Regions from separate parts of the Homo sapiens genome. Here region 2 is linked to region 1. Evidence: chromatin loops called from intact Hi-C (ENCODE). Cell type or tissue: psoas muscle. All regions are shown on one strand.

Region 1 (8,000 bases):
CCAGGTAGTAAATCTTTTAGGCATAGGGGCCATGTGGTCTCTGTTGCAGCTGCCGAACCTGCCATTGTCGTGTGAATGCAACCTTAAATAATATGTAAGAATGAGCATGGCTGTGTTCTAAAGAAACTTTATTCAGCGGACACCGAAATTTGAATTTCATGTGTTACAAAATACTACTTTTCTTTCACTTTGTTTTCAGCCATTCAAAAATATAAAAACCACTCTTAGCATGTGAGTCAGACAGAACAGGTGGTGGGCCGGATTGGGTCTGTGCATCCGAATGATTTTTATCCTTTTAAGTCACCTTGAGAGACTGACTGATTTCAGCGGTGCTGCCATTGCTAAAACCATCTTTGAATTATTTGGAACTTCTTTCAGAGCCAGTTTACATGCCTCAAAATGAAAATTAGTCTTCCTGTATTTTTACTCATTTTTGATTAAAAAAAAAGTTTTTATCCAATTTGATCACACACCTCATTCTACTGAAATCACTCCGAGTGACTTTTGGCTGTTTCCAAAAATAAATTGACTCCAAAGGATGAAGATATGTGATCACTGACAGGAGGTTTAATGATGTGCCATAGGTTCTGAAGAAAATTCCTAAAGAGGAATTCCAAAAGTGCTCTGAGCAATGGCAGCGCCCTTGGAATAAGGGTGTAGCTTCCCGAGGTGACTGACTGGCTGGAAGGAGGCAGCCATCATTTGGATGTTTAAATACTGGTATGTTATTTAAAAAAACAAAACAAAACAAATCAAGCCGATTACATCAGTGTTAGATTGTTTTTACCCTAACATGAATGACCCATGGAAAAAGTAGCTAATTTGGAAGACCCAATAATCTGAATGTCTTTTATATTCAATTCAGTAAAGATTATTATATTAGTATTTATATCTCCTTAGTTATGATTTTCTTAGGCCAATATAATATGATTTAATCTCTCACTGGAAAACATGAAGGTGTAGCCATGCCACATATATCACCTTTGGTTAAAGTTGCCCAAAAATACCTAAAATTAGTGATAAAAAATTATCATTCTTCTAAAACTTACAATAGTATTGTCTGATTTATCTTAAGTACTCATTGTATTTCCATCATACTCTGTGTTTCATTCTGTTAATGATTGCTGCATTGTATTCAAATATTCTGTTTATATTCTATACATTTGTTACTGGAACTCTGCCACATCGGTGGTTAAAAAATGTTTGTTGAACTAAAGCAGTTGTCTTGAAATTTATCTTTCTCCTTCTTGTGCCCTGGAATCCCTGCTAGGTAGATAATTATGAGCATAGTCACTATCACTATTTAATATGTCCAGAAAAATACTTGATTTGGGAACTTTTTTGACAATTAAAATGAGTTTGAGAGATTTTTGTGTAATTTGATTATTTAGTATTAAGTTTTTCTAGTTAATTAGATAAATGTTATATCTAGTTTCTGTTAGCACTGATTATTGAGACTGTATGGTGCTATTTTCTTTCAAGAACTGCAGTTATCCAAATGTACAAACTAAAATGTTTCACTTTGTTTTTCTCCTACTTTAGTCCACCAATCGATTACTTTGATGTATTTAAAGAATCAAAAGAGCAAAATTTCTATGGGTCACAGGAATCCATCATTGCTTTATGTACTCACCTGCAACAATTGATAAGAACTATTGAAGACCTAGATGAAAATCAGCTGAAAGATGAGTTTTTTAAACTTCTGCAGGTAAATGTGATCATTAATCTTCTGAGTATGTTTTATTTAAACAGAAAATAAACTGCTATACAGTTAACAAAACATGTAAATATTTTTCTTTGCTATAATTGATGATTTTTTATCTAGTGGTGTTAAAAGATGAAAATCCATTTAATTGCTAGAAATGGGTTTGAAATATTTTTCTGCTCTCACTGGCTATGATTTTAGTGGCAAAGAAGTTATCTGACTTCCTAGCTTCTGTCATACTTGAGAGAATACTTCATAGTAATTTGCTTAGCTTTTGTCATGCTTGAAAGAATTCTTAATAGTAATTTGGTCTCCCAGCTGACTTGGGTGTGTGTTGGCTCTGTGGCTAATTTGTGTTTGGACCTGAGGCCTGTCACTTAATTTCTCTGGGCCTCAGTTTCCTCCTCTGTTCAGTGAGGATAATGTGTACTGTGTAATTTGATGTGAGAATTCAACTAGATGCTTGCATGTGAAGTGCTGAGCACAGAGCCTGGGATACAGCCTGCTGTTAGCATCGGTAGGTGATAATACTCGGGTATTCAGTTGGCCCATTAATACAGTTTCATTACATTTCTTTATCTTGTATTCAGTTTAGTTTTTAATTCATGCAAACATCCTGAAATTTACAACACATTATTAGAATCAGAACTATTAGGAGACGTGGTACACAGCAGTATCCCCAGCCCTCACATTTTCCAGAAAAAGTGAGGAAGACTTTCAAAAAGAAATGTTAGAAAGTGCTATGAAGAGAAATAAAGCAGGAAAAGGGCGTTGGGAATGTTGGAGAAGGGATCAGGGCTGCCAGGGAAGGGTCCATGGAGGCTGAGGCCACAGACCTGAAGGCAGGGAAGGAGTAAGTCAGGTGTATGTCTGCGGAGTACATGGAGAGGTGAGAAAAATTGCAAGGAAACCCTGTAGTTACTGAGAGGTAGCGGGGTGGAAGGGACACAGAACGGCTTGTATTAAATAAATTTTTACTAAAAGTGAAACAGAAGCCATCAGAGGGTTTTGAACAGAGAGGTAATGCTATTTGACTATTTCAAGGAATGTTTCTGAGAATAGACTGCAGGGGCTGAAGGTGGAAATGGGGAGAGCTGGTCTGAAAATGACTTGGGGAGGGAGGTTGGGGCCAAGTTGGTAGCATAAGAGTTAGTGACATCACCAGAGCCTGGGTGTTCTTTGAACATAGAAGCTACAGAACTTGCTAACAGATTATACCTGGAGACGAAGCCCTGGTGAGACCCCGAGGGCAAGCAAAGTCACAAATAAAGGCATATTTTGAGTTCAAAACAAAAATTGTCAGGACATTGTTTTGTTTTTTGAGACAGAGTCTCGCTCTGTTGCCCAGGTTGTAGTGCAGTGGCACGATCTCAGCTCACTGCAACCTCCGTCTCCCGGGTTTAAGCAATTCTCCTGCCTCAGCCTCCTGAGTAGCTGGAATTACAGGCGTATGCCACCACACCTGGCTAATTTTTGTATTTTTAGTAGAGACTGGGTTTCGCCATGTTGGCCAGGCTGGTCTTGAACTCCTGACCTCAGGTGATCTGCCCACCTTGGCCTCCCAAAGTGCTGGGATTATAGGCATGAGCCACCTTGCCTGGCCCAGGACATTGTTAACTAATAAACCTTGTTTTTTGTTTTTTCCTGTTAACTCTGCCTTATGCTTAGCCTTGGAATTAAAAAAAAAAAGACTGGCATGCTAGTTCTTGACTCCTAGCTAGCCCATTCTTTCAGGGAATCATCTTCTTTGAATGTGTTCTTTGTCCCATAGTATAATAAACTATGAAGAAGAATGAGCATGCATCTATTTTCTGTCATCTGATTTAGCTAACAACTTCTTCACACTGTCACTGTGCTCCCAAGTGAAGGGGGCCAGAGTTGCCTCCATTTGGTGTCCGCAGTGAGCAACAGGTTAACGTTTCAAGGGAAGCTTGAAAACATTCTCGTTTTCAGAGAATGTTGATCTCTTTCAAAAGTCATAGCACTCTCCCACTGTCGACACACACATTTCTGGGGCTACTGTGTCAAATGCCATTCTAGGTGCTGGGCACGTAGTGGTAAAACAAGAACAGGCTGATCCTCCCTATCAAAACTTGTAATCTTGAGGGAATATAGACAATGAAGTAATTGCACAAAGAGCTATGCCATTACAAACTGGAAGACGGTGTGAAGGGAAAGTGCAGGAGGCTAGCACAGAACCTGCTCTCAGTCGCTGAAGGCCATCGTGGACACCATTGTATGAATTTCTTCAGGAAACTCTAGAAAAAGGTGACCTTGGACACTTTAGTTATTATTTAAGCCTTTTTTTTAAAAAAAATTTATTCATTTATCTCTTTTTAAAATAATACTGTTCGGCCGGGCATGGTGGCTCACACCTGTAATCCCAGCACTCTGGGAGGCCGAGGTGGGCAGATCACCTGAGGCCAGGAGTTTGAGACCAGCCTGGCTAACATGGTAAAACCCCATCTCTACTAAAAATACAAAAAATTAGCCAGGCGTGGTGGTGGGCGGCTGTAATCCCAGCTACTTGGGAGGCTGAGGCAGGAGAAAAGCTTGAACCCGTGAGGCAGAGGTGCAGTGAGCCAAGATCGCACCACCGCACTCCAGCCTCGGTGACAGAGGAGACTCTATCTCAAAAAAAAAAAAAACAAAACCCTATTGGTTGGAACATGCATTCTCCTTATTTTAAATCACAAATGAGGGCCTGACAAGGTGGCTCATGCTTATAATCTCAGCATTTTGGGAGGCCACGGCAGGAGGATTGCTGGAGGCCAGGAGATGGAAATTAGCCTGGTCAACATAGTGAGACCCCATCTTTATTAAAAAAAAAATCACAAATGAGAGTAGAGTCTGTTTTGGCTAGTGTTTATTGAGTACTTCTATATGCCAGGTATTTGGTACATTATTTACATGCATTATATCAATTCTCACAATAATTCTGTGAGGTAAGTACTAGTATCTCGTTTTTCAGTTGCAGGACTTGAGCCTTAGAGAGCTTAAGTAATTTGTTGATGATCATAAACTGAAGATGCTGAGTTTGAACCCAGGTCGAGCTGGAAGTCCTAAACGTGTAATTTTATGGCTTAAAAAAAAATAGGCCTACATACTGTTTTTCTACAAAATGTAATTGAGTATTAATTCAATTTAAAGCTGAATAAGATAATTGATTACAATGGGTCTTTAGTTAACATGACCTTGTTTAAAAAGTAGCGTCTTTAGATATCACTTTGTTCAGTTTTTTAAATTTTACAAATGAGAGAACCAAATCCCAGAGAGGTGTCACGTCCTAAGGTTATGCAATTAGTGAAAGAAACTGGACAGTTCTGCAGGGCCAAGGAGGAAAAAATAAACTTTTATTTCTTCTCTTGACTCTGGATTATATGGGCAACTTTGAGCCTCTCTTCACACATCCGATGATGTTCTAATATCTGCAAGCTGCAAAAACTTTTATTCTGAATAAACAATGTGAGTGCTGAAATAATTGAAACCAGTTTTTTTAAGTCCATTACATACTGATGAATTAAAAATTTCAGTTTTATCTTGTTAATACAGCATCATGTGAAATAATTTTTGTGCATTGTTAGAGAAAGTATAGATTTGATGGTCATGTAAAGAGTTTTGTAGATATTTAGTAGTTTTTTAGCAATGTCCCCCCATCCCGCTACATAATGGAGTTTTGTTGGCTATTCAGAAGAAGGGTGAATATTTTGTACTTTTTCTTTTTCAGATTTCACTGTGGGGAAATAAGTGTGATCTGTCTCTCTCAGGTGGAGAAAGTAGTTCTCAGAATACCAATGTACTAAATTCATTGGAAGACCTAAAACCTTTCATTTTATTGAATGATATGGAACATCTTTGGTCATTGCTTAGCAATTGCAAGAAAACAAGAGAAAAAGCTTCTGCTACTAGAGTGTATATTGTTCTCGATAATTCTGGATTTGAGCTTGTTACAGATTTAATATTAGCCGACTTCTTGTTGTCCTCTGAACTGGCTACTGAGGTTCATTTTTATGGAAAAACAATTCCATGGTTTGTTTCTGATACTACTATACATGATTTTAATTGGTTAATTGAACAGGTAAAACACAGTAATCATAAGTGGATGTCCAAGTGTGGGGCTGACTGGGAAGAGTATATTAAAATGGGTAAATGGGTTTACCACAATCATATATTTTGGACTCTGCCTCATGAGTACTGTGCAATGCCTCAGGTTGCACCTGACTTATATGCTGAACTACAGAAGGCACATTTAATTTTATTCAAGGGTGATTTGAATTACAGGAAGTTGACAGGTGACAGAAAATGGGAGTTTTCTGTTCCATTTCATCAGGCTCTGAATGGCTTCCATCCTGCACCACTCTGTACCATAAGAACATTAAAAGCTGAAATTCAGGTTGGTCTGCAGCCTGGGCAAGGGGAACAGCTCCTGGCCTCTGAGCCCAGCTGGTGGACCACTGGAAAATATGGAATATTTCAGTACGATGGTCCCCTTTGACTTGATTTAGGAGCTCTCAGTTGCATAGAAAGATCTGGTGAGCACCTTTTCATCCCCAGAAAAGGAGCACGTGAATTGAGTCGCCTGGCGGCTCTGTACGCGCTCAGGGAAGCTTAGCTTCTTGGTGCCCATCTACGTGCACTGGATGATTTTTCTTTTGAACATTTTGCCCCACTACACTGTTTTGGGGATAGCTGGGTTAAGCAAGTTAAAGATATTTACATTTATATTGGAATTTTAGCAACTTTTTTTCAGGTTAAATATATAATTTCAAGTGCTTTTAATGAACTTATTTTTAATTGGCTAGGGAGCAAAAAATAAGTGAGTTCTGCTTTTAGTTAGTTAACCTTGTTCTTTTCTTAAATAGTACACTGCATGGTATTTAATATTCCAGGAAGCATGGGATTTTATTTTGCTTGATTTTGGGCACATGAAATAATAGCTCTAGGAAAATGCGCATCTTAATGACTCTTTGTAAAGAGAGGCATTTCTTACAACTGTGATGTTTGCTTACATAAAAGTTACCTCATAAGTTAATTCTAACTTTTATTCTTGAATTTTATTTCATTTCAATAGCTTGTTTCATTTGCACGCCTTTGTATTTTGATTGACCTGTAGAATGGATGTTAGGAAACTCAAAATTGAACACAGTGAAACAAATGGTATTTGAAGAAATGTAATATCTTTTATATTCTATTTATGATATCCATAATCAAATGAGATTATTTTACCACATAAATGTTTTAAATATCAGATTTTTAGTTTGCAGTTTTAGGAAAATGCTTTAGATAGAAAAGGTTCTTATGCATTGAATTTGGAGTACTACCAACAATGAATGAATTTATTTTTTATATTCTTACACATTTTATTGGTCATTGTCACAGATAGTAAATACTAAAAATTTCAGGTCAGTTTGTTTTGAAACTGAAATTGGAAATAAATCTGGAAATGTTTTGTTGCACTAAAATAATAAAATGAATTGTACTGAAAATCTCCTTGGTTTTATTTTCTAGTGGGGAAAAGTCAAGAAAGGAAGATTAAAAATGAGATTTATATAAAAAGAGACATAATATATATTCTAGATGTTGCCAAAAGCAGTTATTAAATATCATTTATAAAAGGTTATTAGTCTATGCTCTTGCTAAGTATTAAAAAAGATTTTTGCAAAATGTTTATATAAAGCTGTACATTTTGAATCTACTGTGTTTCTTTATCCACATGTGTGCCTATTTTAAAGAGTAAGTTTGTAAAATGCTTCCATATTAGAATTATTTGTAGGCATTTGACATAATTTAGAACACAGTTGTATATTTAGGTTGACTTCATAGCCACCGTGTGAGCTCCAGCACTGGAAGTAGTTCAGCACCCCCACTCCCCCATGAAAAAGAGCAAGGAAGCAAACTAGTGCGAGAAAGGTGGCACTGAGGAAGAGGAAGTCAGGTCAAGGTGGAATTTTTTTTAATGCTTAGCAGGAGGAAGGGCCTACCTATGTTTTCACCAGTTAATTTTTAAGTTTTAATGTTAGTTTAGTGTTGTTTTATTTTTAAGACAGGGTCTCGCCCTGTTTTCCTGGCTGGAGTGCAGGGCATGATCACAGCTCACTGTAGTCTTGACCTCCCGGACTTAGGCGATCCTCTCACCCCAGCCTCTTCAGTAGCTGAAAATATGGGTGTGTGCCACCATGCCCAGCTAATTTTTTTTATTTTGTAGCGATGAGGTCTCACTATGTTGCCCAGAACTGGTCTCAAACTATTGGCTTCAGCCTCCCGAAGTGCTAGGATTATAGGCAAGGCCACCGTG
Region 2 (8,000 bases), 620 kb after region 1:
AACTGGGAGACCTGTCTGATATCCCAGCATAGGACACTAGACCTCTCACAAAGTGGCGAGGGCTCCAGAAGCAAGTGTCCCAGCTGACAAAAAAAAAAAGTTTCATAGCCTTCTACGACATGCACTTAGAAGTGGTAATGTGTCACTTCCAGCCCTTTCTGTTGATTACAAGTGAGTCATGAGTCCACTCAGTTTCAAGGGAGAGGGCCCAGATCCCATATCTCCATGGGAAGAGTGCCAAGAACACCTTGTAGAAAAGCTTGTGGATAGGAGATATTGGTGTGGTCATCCTTGGAAAACACAATCTTCCACAGTGTGCAAGAGAGGCTTCCTGCTCTGCATTGTGGCTTAATTATTGTTGAAATACCAGGCAAGAAAAGGTAGGATCCAGGGAAACAAATGTATCCAGGATGTTTTGGTCTGCCTTTTCTAGGAAAAAAGGAAACCCTCAAAGCCTCTGAGACTAGGTCACCCCAGTGGGACTAGAAGTTCCACGTGGAACCTTCTGCAAACTCCTCTGCAATAGATGGACTGTGCATTTTCCAAATGTGTCTTTACATCATCTCCTTTCTGACCTTGGGAAGATAGTAACTGACTGTGGAGTAGGAAATCCAGAACCCTGATTGTTTTAAAATATATTACAGATACAAGTAATGAAAAGAAGGCTCCTAAGGAAAATATAGATCCGTAATGGCTTTGTCCCAAAAGCTATTAGGCTATAATATTTTATTACAAAGGCTATATTTATTACAAAATGTATTTAAATAAATACTTAATATTTATTTAAATAAATAATATTTATTTTATTATTAATAATTAATATTTAAATAAATATAATATTTCTTACAAAAATTAAAAACTGGGACTTTATATTTAAAGGTGAGACATTAAATTCTTTTTAAAAAGTGCACATGTAAGATTTTTTTCTCAAGTCAACTGAACCAGTTCATCAGTTTCACTATGAATGTGTTGATGCACCAAGTATTTACTTTCTAGAACATCTAGTAGACGTCACTAAAAAATTATACCAAGTTGAAAAATGTCACTGAATCAGAGGCATGTGGTTGGTTATGTAGTCATCTGTGCCAGCTGGGAATATAGCAATACCAAATGAACAGCACTGCCATGTTCCCTTGCTGGGTTCCAGCAAAAACACTCATCTTCACTGTCGTCTCTCTTTGAGACCTCTTAGAGAGGACTTTGATGAGTGTATGGTCTTATACACACTAGTCTAACAATACACATTTGCTCAAGGATTGGGTTACGAGCAGGCTCTTCACCTTTCAGGTGAACAATTACACATCAGGAGAAGGATGGAAGTTTCCTATCTATGAACAAATATTTCCCAAAGCAATAATCTCTTTATTCAACTCACGTAATGAGAAGTCAGTTCCTCTGTGCCATAAAGCAATCTCTTTGAAGTCTTCAGTAATGTTGAGGGTTTTAATGTTGAGGGCTTTATCAAACTAAACATTCAAGTGTCTTAGGCTTTCCCCTTAGTTCTTTGAGCAAATTGGTTGCTATGAAGTATGTTAGTGTTCCGAATGAATGGATAGCATGATGGGGGATGTCTAGGTGGTTCCAGAATTTAGATTGTGGTTTCCATAACAAAGTGTGGCAGTATTGGCATTAGGGAAGAGAAATGACTTCTAAATAACTTCTCAAAGTTTACTAAAGCCTTAAGAATGTAGGAAATGGCCACAAAAGGAGGTATACAAAACATTCCTCTGTCTTTATTCCTCTTTATACAAACGTATTCACTTTCCCATCAGCAAGTCATAAAATACTTCTCATCTTGCATTACAGTAGGACACCTACTATAACAATAGGCTACAAAATGTATAATGGCTCAAACACCTAGCAGTTTATTTCTTATTTACTTAACAATGCTGGGTCCACGAACATGTTGATATCATAACCCTCTTTTATGTGGTCACTCAGGGACTCAGGCTGTTGAGGGCTCTGTCATCATGAATGGGTGGCTTCCAAGGTCATCCTAAGAGTTATCTCCATTCTAACCAGTCCAGCCAGAAAGGCAGAACAGGCTTGGAGGAGCAAAGATATCCATGGATAGATCATCCTCTTAAAGTCATTGTAGCATTGTGATAGGGCTCTTTTCACAAAACAAGGATACAATCCATGTTTTCAAGATTTTACATTTTAGTAGCCACAATACAAAGAAGCTAAGATAGTCTTGTGATTTGTCATCATGGCTGTTAATGGAGAGTGTTTTAAAAGCACTGATATCAGGGCTCCACCCTCAGCTTCCAATCATCAGGTTTGGATGGAACCTGACAGCTGCATCTTGTAAAACTCCACGGGAGATTCTGAGAGACAGCCAAGTTTGAGATTCACAAACCTTAAGAGAAAAAATCTCCTTGAATTGCCATAACAAACTACCAGTCTAATAAAACATACATATTCCTTTGACTACTCTTAAATGAAACAAATAGGTAATAATTTACCTGTACATATAATTAAAAATGTAATGTATTTTATAACCATCATATAAAGGAGAAATTATATTAAACTATATTAAAATAAAATGATATATATTTCAATGCAGATGCCCAAGCTTGACTAAAGTAGGAAACATAATAAAGTAATAAAATGCTTATATGTACTTATAATGAATGTTTGGCTATGAGAAGATGATCAGAGGCTTTTTGTCCAAGAAGTACAGGCATATGAAAAAGTAGAGCAAGAGATGGACACCAGACTGAGAAAACTAAAAACTAACCAACCTATTTGTGTATGATAAAAGGAGAGAAAAAAAATTGATTAGTAAAAATATGCTACCGTGTGGTCTGAATGTTTGTCCCTTCCAAAACTCATGTTGAAATTTAATCCCCCATGTGGCAGTATTGAGAAGTGGGACCTTTAAGAGGTGATTGGTTCAAGAAGATTCTGCGCTCATGAGTGGTTGAAACCATTCACGGAATAACGGGTTAATGGATCAATGAGTTATCCCAGGAGTGGGACTGGTAGCTTTATAAGAGAAGGAAGAGAGACCTGCGCTAGCACACTCAGCCTCCTTGCCATGTGAGCCATCTCGGGACCCCGCAGAGTCCCCAGCAGAAAGAAGGCCCTCACCCAATGTGTCCCCTTGACCTAGGATTTCTCAACCTCCATAACTGTAGGAAATGAATTCCTTTTCTTTGTAAATTATCCAGTTTCAGGTATTCTGTTATAAACAACAGAAAATGGGCTAAAACACACGCCAAGAAAATTGAAAGACTGTGGAAGTGAAAGAAGAATAAAAAATGAAGTAATTTTGCAAATGAGTCTGGCTTTATTATAAGTGTATTGTCAAAGTGATTCCCTTTGTTATAAGATGAAAAAGAGCCAAAATGGATAGAAACATTTATCCTATCTTAATATCCCACTACATTCAAGGCAAATATTCAGTCAGTCTCTAGAACTTAACAAGGCCTTGGAGATGATATCCTTTGGATGAGCAATGGAGAAGACAAGATGGATTGGAAAAAGAAACAAACAAACAAAAAAACATGTAAGAGGCTATCAGGAAAACTCTGGAGACGATGTCAATGTAAAACAGATACAAACCTCAAAATAATTTTAATATGTACATTGCACAAAAATGGACTTCTTATCATGTTACAAATTTATTTTAAAACATATAGGAGGCAACAACAATATTTCATTGATGTGTACTATTTTATAATTGTTGGCTCTAATTTTATTTAGTAGAGTCTTACATCTCCTCTCTACATATTTACATCCGGTTGTATTGTTTTTGTAGTACCTGTTCAACTGCACTGAAATCATTTCAATTAAATGCATGGTTGAAAAGCTGACATAATACATTCAATTGCCAAATTGCATAAAGTGAATAAGCTATTTAATAATTTGGAGAAAATATATTCCATTTAAACTTCCTTCTCTATAACCAGTTCATACACTGGACCTTTTGGGCACAGCCATGTGAAAGCTTTTCAAAACTTTTCACTACTTTTTTTTGAGACGGAGTCTCACTCTGTCACCCAGGCTAGAGTGCAGTGGTGCGATCTCGGCTCACTGCAACCTCCACCTCCCAGGTCCAAGTGATTCTCCTGCCTCAGCCTCCCGAGTAGCTGGGATTACAGGCACCTGACACCACACCTGACTAATTTTTGTAATTTTAGTAGAGACAGGATTTCACCATGTTGGCCAGGATGGTCTTGAACTCCTCATCTCAAGTGTTCCGCCTGCCTTGGCCTCCCAAAGTGGTGGGTTACAGGCATGAGTCATTGCACCCAGCCACTATAGATTTTTATTTGTAGTAGATTTAGTTCAGTAGGGCATTTGAGAGGCATAGGAACTGGAACAAATCCTTCATTGTTTGGGACTGCCTTGCACATTGTAGGACATCCAGTACAGTCCCTTCCACGAAGTGGCAGCAGCAGCCTCGGGCTGTCCAAACACCCTGTTAGGGACAGTGCCACTCCCGGAACCACAGAAGAACCACAATCATAGGAGAAGCATACAACAAACATGGTGTTCATCGGACGGTCAGCTTCAGTGGCACTTTTGAGCAAGCACACTATTTGGTTGTAGAATGAGTCCCTGGCAGGGCACCCGAAAGGCTGATGTGTGACTCATCCCTAGTACCTCTGAGAATGCTGAAATCTCCTCCTTCTCCAAGCTGAGTGGCAGCTTTCTGGTCCAGACTACTTAAATTGTGACTTGAGGAATTTTCTTCACTTTTTCCTTTGAGTCATTCTGTTTTTGATCAAGATGCGATAGAATGAAGGATTCTTTCAGGGTCTGCTGTCACATCCTTCCTTTGGGAACAGATAGAAAATCTGGCCTGGCTTGAAGAGTTTGTCCTCAAACATCTGGTAAGCCATAGGCATCAGCATCTCTTACTTCTCCAGAGACATTTAGATGTGTCCCCCATCTCCATGGAGGCCCATGGCAAGGGGACCCCTAGTTGTACTAGAGCTTCCTTCTGGGCACAGCCACACTGCACAGGCACTGCAGTGTACAGCACAGCTCCTCCAGCTTCCGGAAGACTCCATTATCTAGAAAAGTGCTGAGAAATGGAGAAGGGGGTTCCTCTGGGGTGGAGATGGAAAGAGGAAAAGGAAGGGAGAATGTCCAAGCAAAATGAGAGAAGGTGAGGGACAGCAGAATTGAGAGTGAGGGAGAGGGAGAGAGCAAGAGACTGGGTTGAGATGTCTTGTACATGGGGGTGTCCTCGTGGCTTCACTCCCCTTTCGTTTGTACCACTCCGTTTCCCCAGACTCTTCCTAAATATCCCCTTATTGGCTACAAGATCCAGATTGCCTAGAAGCTCAGATTTGCTGACAGCACCTCAAGACTGGTTAATGACATATAGATTTTTTCTTGTTTCCATCTTTGGGATTTGGAGCAATCTCCAGAGTTGCAAAAGCCTACCTTGTTGCAATAATATTTTTGAGGGTCCACACTGTCTGCTCACTTGCTCTATGCTGCTGGGCACAGTGGTGTGGCCATCCAGGGTGGGAGAGACCACCTGGGATATGGAAATTACCAGCAGCCCTGTTTTGCTCTTGCAGTGGTTGCCAAAGCACACGAAGCATTCTGGGAATCTGAATTTCTGTTGTTTCTCCCAAATGGCCCCTGAAGGGCAACAGGCAGCACACATGGACCACATTTTGCCAGAAAAGTCCAGAAAGAAGATGGCTGCTGTTGTCAACTATTGGCATTTCAACAGGACCTATTTTTATTTCTCAGTATATTTGCACAACTAGGAAGCATCTGCTGACAAGGATGAGATGATAAGCTGTATTGATGCCAAAACAGGACTAGAAAAACAGGCTTGTTCTGCAAATGGCCTGCATCCTGAGAGTCCGTGTTAAGAACATTCTCTCTCTGCAGGCAATATCTGCTCTTAAAACATTAACACTTGAAAGGAAGTAAGGCTTGGAATCCTTAGCATAGTTATGCACACACTAGGTTCTCAGTAAGTGCATGCTGGATGAAGGAACCCACACGCACCTTAAGGAGGATGGAACATTGGCAGCCCAAGAAAAAAGTCACTCCCCAGAGGCCGAGTGCCATGTCTTTGACCTCCATTGGCAAGGTCATGGTGAAATGCTGTCTCTTGGGGTCGCTGAGGTCCCAGCACGGTGTGCCTTCACACCGTGCAAACAATAAGAAGAGAAGAGAGGCACACATGTCACCTTTCCAGGCAGGGACATCCAAGCTGTTTGAGTCTCCATTCTGTGATTTCCTTGAACAAGAAAGGGATTATTGGTGAATGAGGCCAGCATCCTGGGTGGGAACAAAAAAGGAAATTGGTAGAAAGTACATCATCCAAGTTGGTCTAACTCAGCCCTGTGGCTTGGGCGGGTTCCTAGGATATCCAGCCGGAGGCAGAGGCTCTAGGGGATGTGAGGCTGCACTGGGTATGATGACACAGAGGACTGTGAGAGGCAGAGAAAAGGGGAGAAGAGCTGAGGCCCTCCTAGCCCTAACCTCCCAGCTCACACCCTCTGCTATCTGCCACCTCCAGGCCAACACCACGGCCATGGGAGGTTTGCCCATTTTTCTGATAGACACATTCTTTCTCTACCAACAGCCCACATGGAACATAAGTGAAGTAATTCAGCAGTTTCCTTCTTAATCTGCTGTCTCTCTGCTGCTTACTCATTCTGTGCTGTTTGCTTTAGATCAAGGTGCCCCAGGGTACCAAAAGCTACATTATCCTATTCAACTGCATGGAAACCAAGATCCCGACCATTCTGGTTTGTTGTTATTGTTACGTTAGTTTTAAACCTTAGCCATTTTCCATTCTGGGCAGTTACAACTCTGTTTACTATGAGTTCCTCTGTGTAGATGTTTCTCCCATACCCGACCTACAAACTGCTACGTGAGCAGTAACTTGTCACCATGTTATCCGCATAAAGTCAGGGATTGATAAACTTGGGAGCCTTTAGCTCTTGAAGGTGCTGATGAGGAAGGGGAGAGGGGAGGAGAAGGAATTTGTTTGTGAGATGGTCAGTGGGCTGAATAGTGGTATGACCAAAAAGTGTTACTATAAATACACATAATCTGGAAAACAAAAATACTGTCATCTCCTCCCTGCAAGGCGCTGTGATTAGGCAGGATGGAGCTTATTGCTGCAGTGTTAGAAAATGCATCCTTGTAGTCCCAAAAAAGCCTGTTCCATCCTGCCCATCTCTTGTTCTCAATACTTCTTACTTCACGGTCACTCATTTTCTTCCTGTCCTTGGGTTGAGGTCTCAACTTCTTGTAATAGAATTTTTTCAGTTATAAGCGACAGAAATCCAACTCACACTATCTTAAGCAAAAAGGGGATTCACTGATACGTGTGTTAGGAAGGATATATGAAAGCTCAAAGGTCAAGTGAAAAAAATGTAAGAACGAAGACCTTGGTGGGGTGTGGTGGCTCACGCCTATCATCCCAGCATTTTGGGAGGCCGAGGCAGGTGGGTCACAAGGTCAGGAGTTCAAGACCAGCCTGCCCAAGATGGCGAAACCCCATCTCTACTAAAAACACAAAAATTAGCCGGGTGTGGTGGCAGGCTCGTGTATTCCCAGCTACTTGGGAGGCTGAGGCAGAGAACTGTTTAAACCTGGGAGGCAGAGGTTGCAGTGAGTTGAGATGTGCCACTGCACTCCAGCCTGGGCGGCAGAGTGAGACTCTGTCTCAAAAAAAAAACAAAAAAAAAAAACTAAGACCTTGTGACTACTACCTACTACCTGGATCTCTCTCTCTCTCTCTCTCTCTTTCTCTCTCTCTCTCTCACCCCCCCACACTATCACCTCTCCTTGTTGTCAGTAGTTTCCTTTCTGCAGACAGGAGTTCCATGTGCTGGGAAGAGGGCCATTCAGAGCCTCGTATTCTCATCCTCTCAGTTTAGCAATGCGAGAAGAAAAAACTTTTGTCTCACAACCTCATATACAATCTCAGAAATAGGCTCTTATTTTCTGGCTTGAGGCTGTCCAGAGGCACCAGGCACTGTGATGGTCTCACTTTCTGTCCTGGATCT

The links. Hi-C counts contacts between places; a loop is a spot of excess contacts. Peaks named below come from ENCODE experiments on the same cell type or tissue, not always from the same donor. Only the 100,000 strongest peaks of a DNase experiment are listed, where the experiment ranks them.
Region 2: it touches region 1 in a loop (7-fold over the local background); 4 of 110 quality-filtered maps call a loop at or near these places.

The regions. Positions count from the first base shown.
Region 1 is chr6:151,462,911-151,470,910 of GRCh38, forward strand. DCPH1 (damage control phosphatase 1) reads left to right here. Exons shown (of 5, transcript NM_024573.3): 4 at 1,543-1,708; 5 at 5,433-7,191. The coding sequence ends at 6,200. Among named protein-coding and RNA genes, the nearest start is that of DCPH1, 14 kb to the left of the region's middle. In psoas muscle, no CTCF peak of the experiment used is centred here; no DNase peak of the experiment used is centred here.
Region 2 is chr6:152,085,616-152,093,615 of GRCh38, forward strand. All of the region lies in intron 6 of ESR1 (estrogen receptor 1), which reads left to right. Among named protein-coding and RNA genes, the nearest start is that of ESR1, 280 kb to the left of the region's middle. RefSeq lists a silencer at 7,304-7,485. In psoas muscle, no CTCF peak of the experiment used is centred here; a DNase peak (open chromatin) is centred at 4,556; H3K27ac peaks cover 305 bases.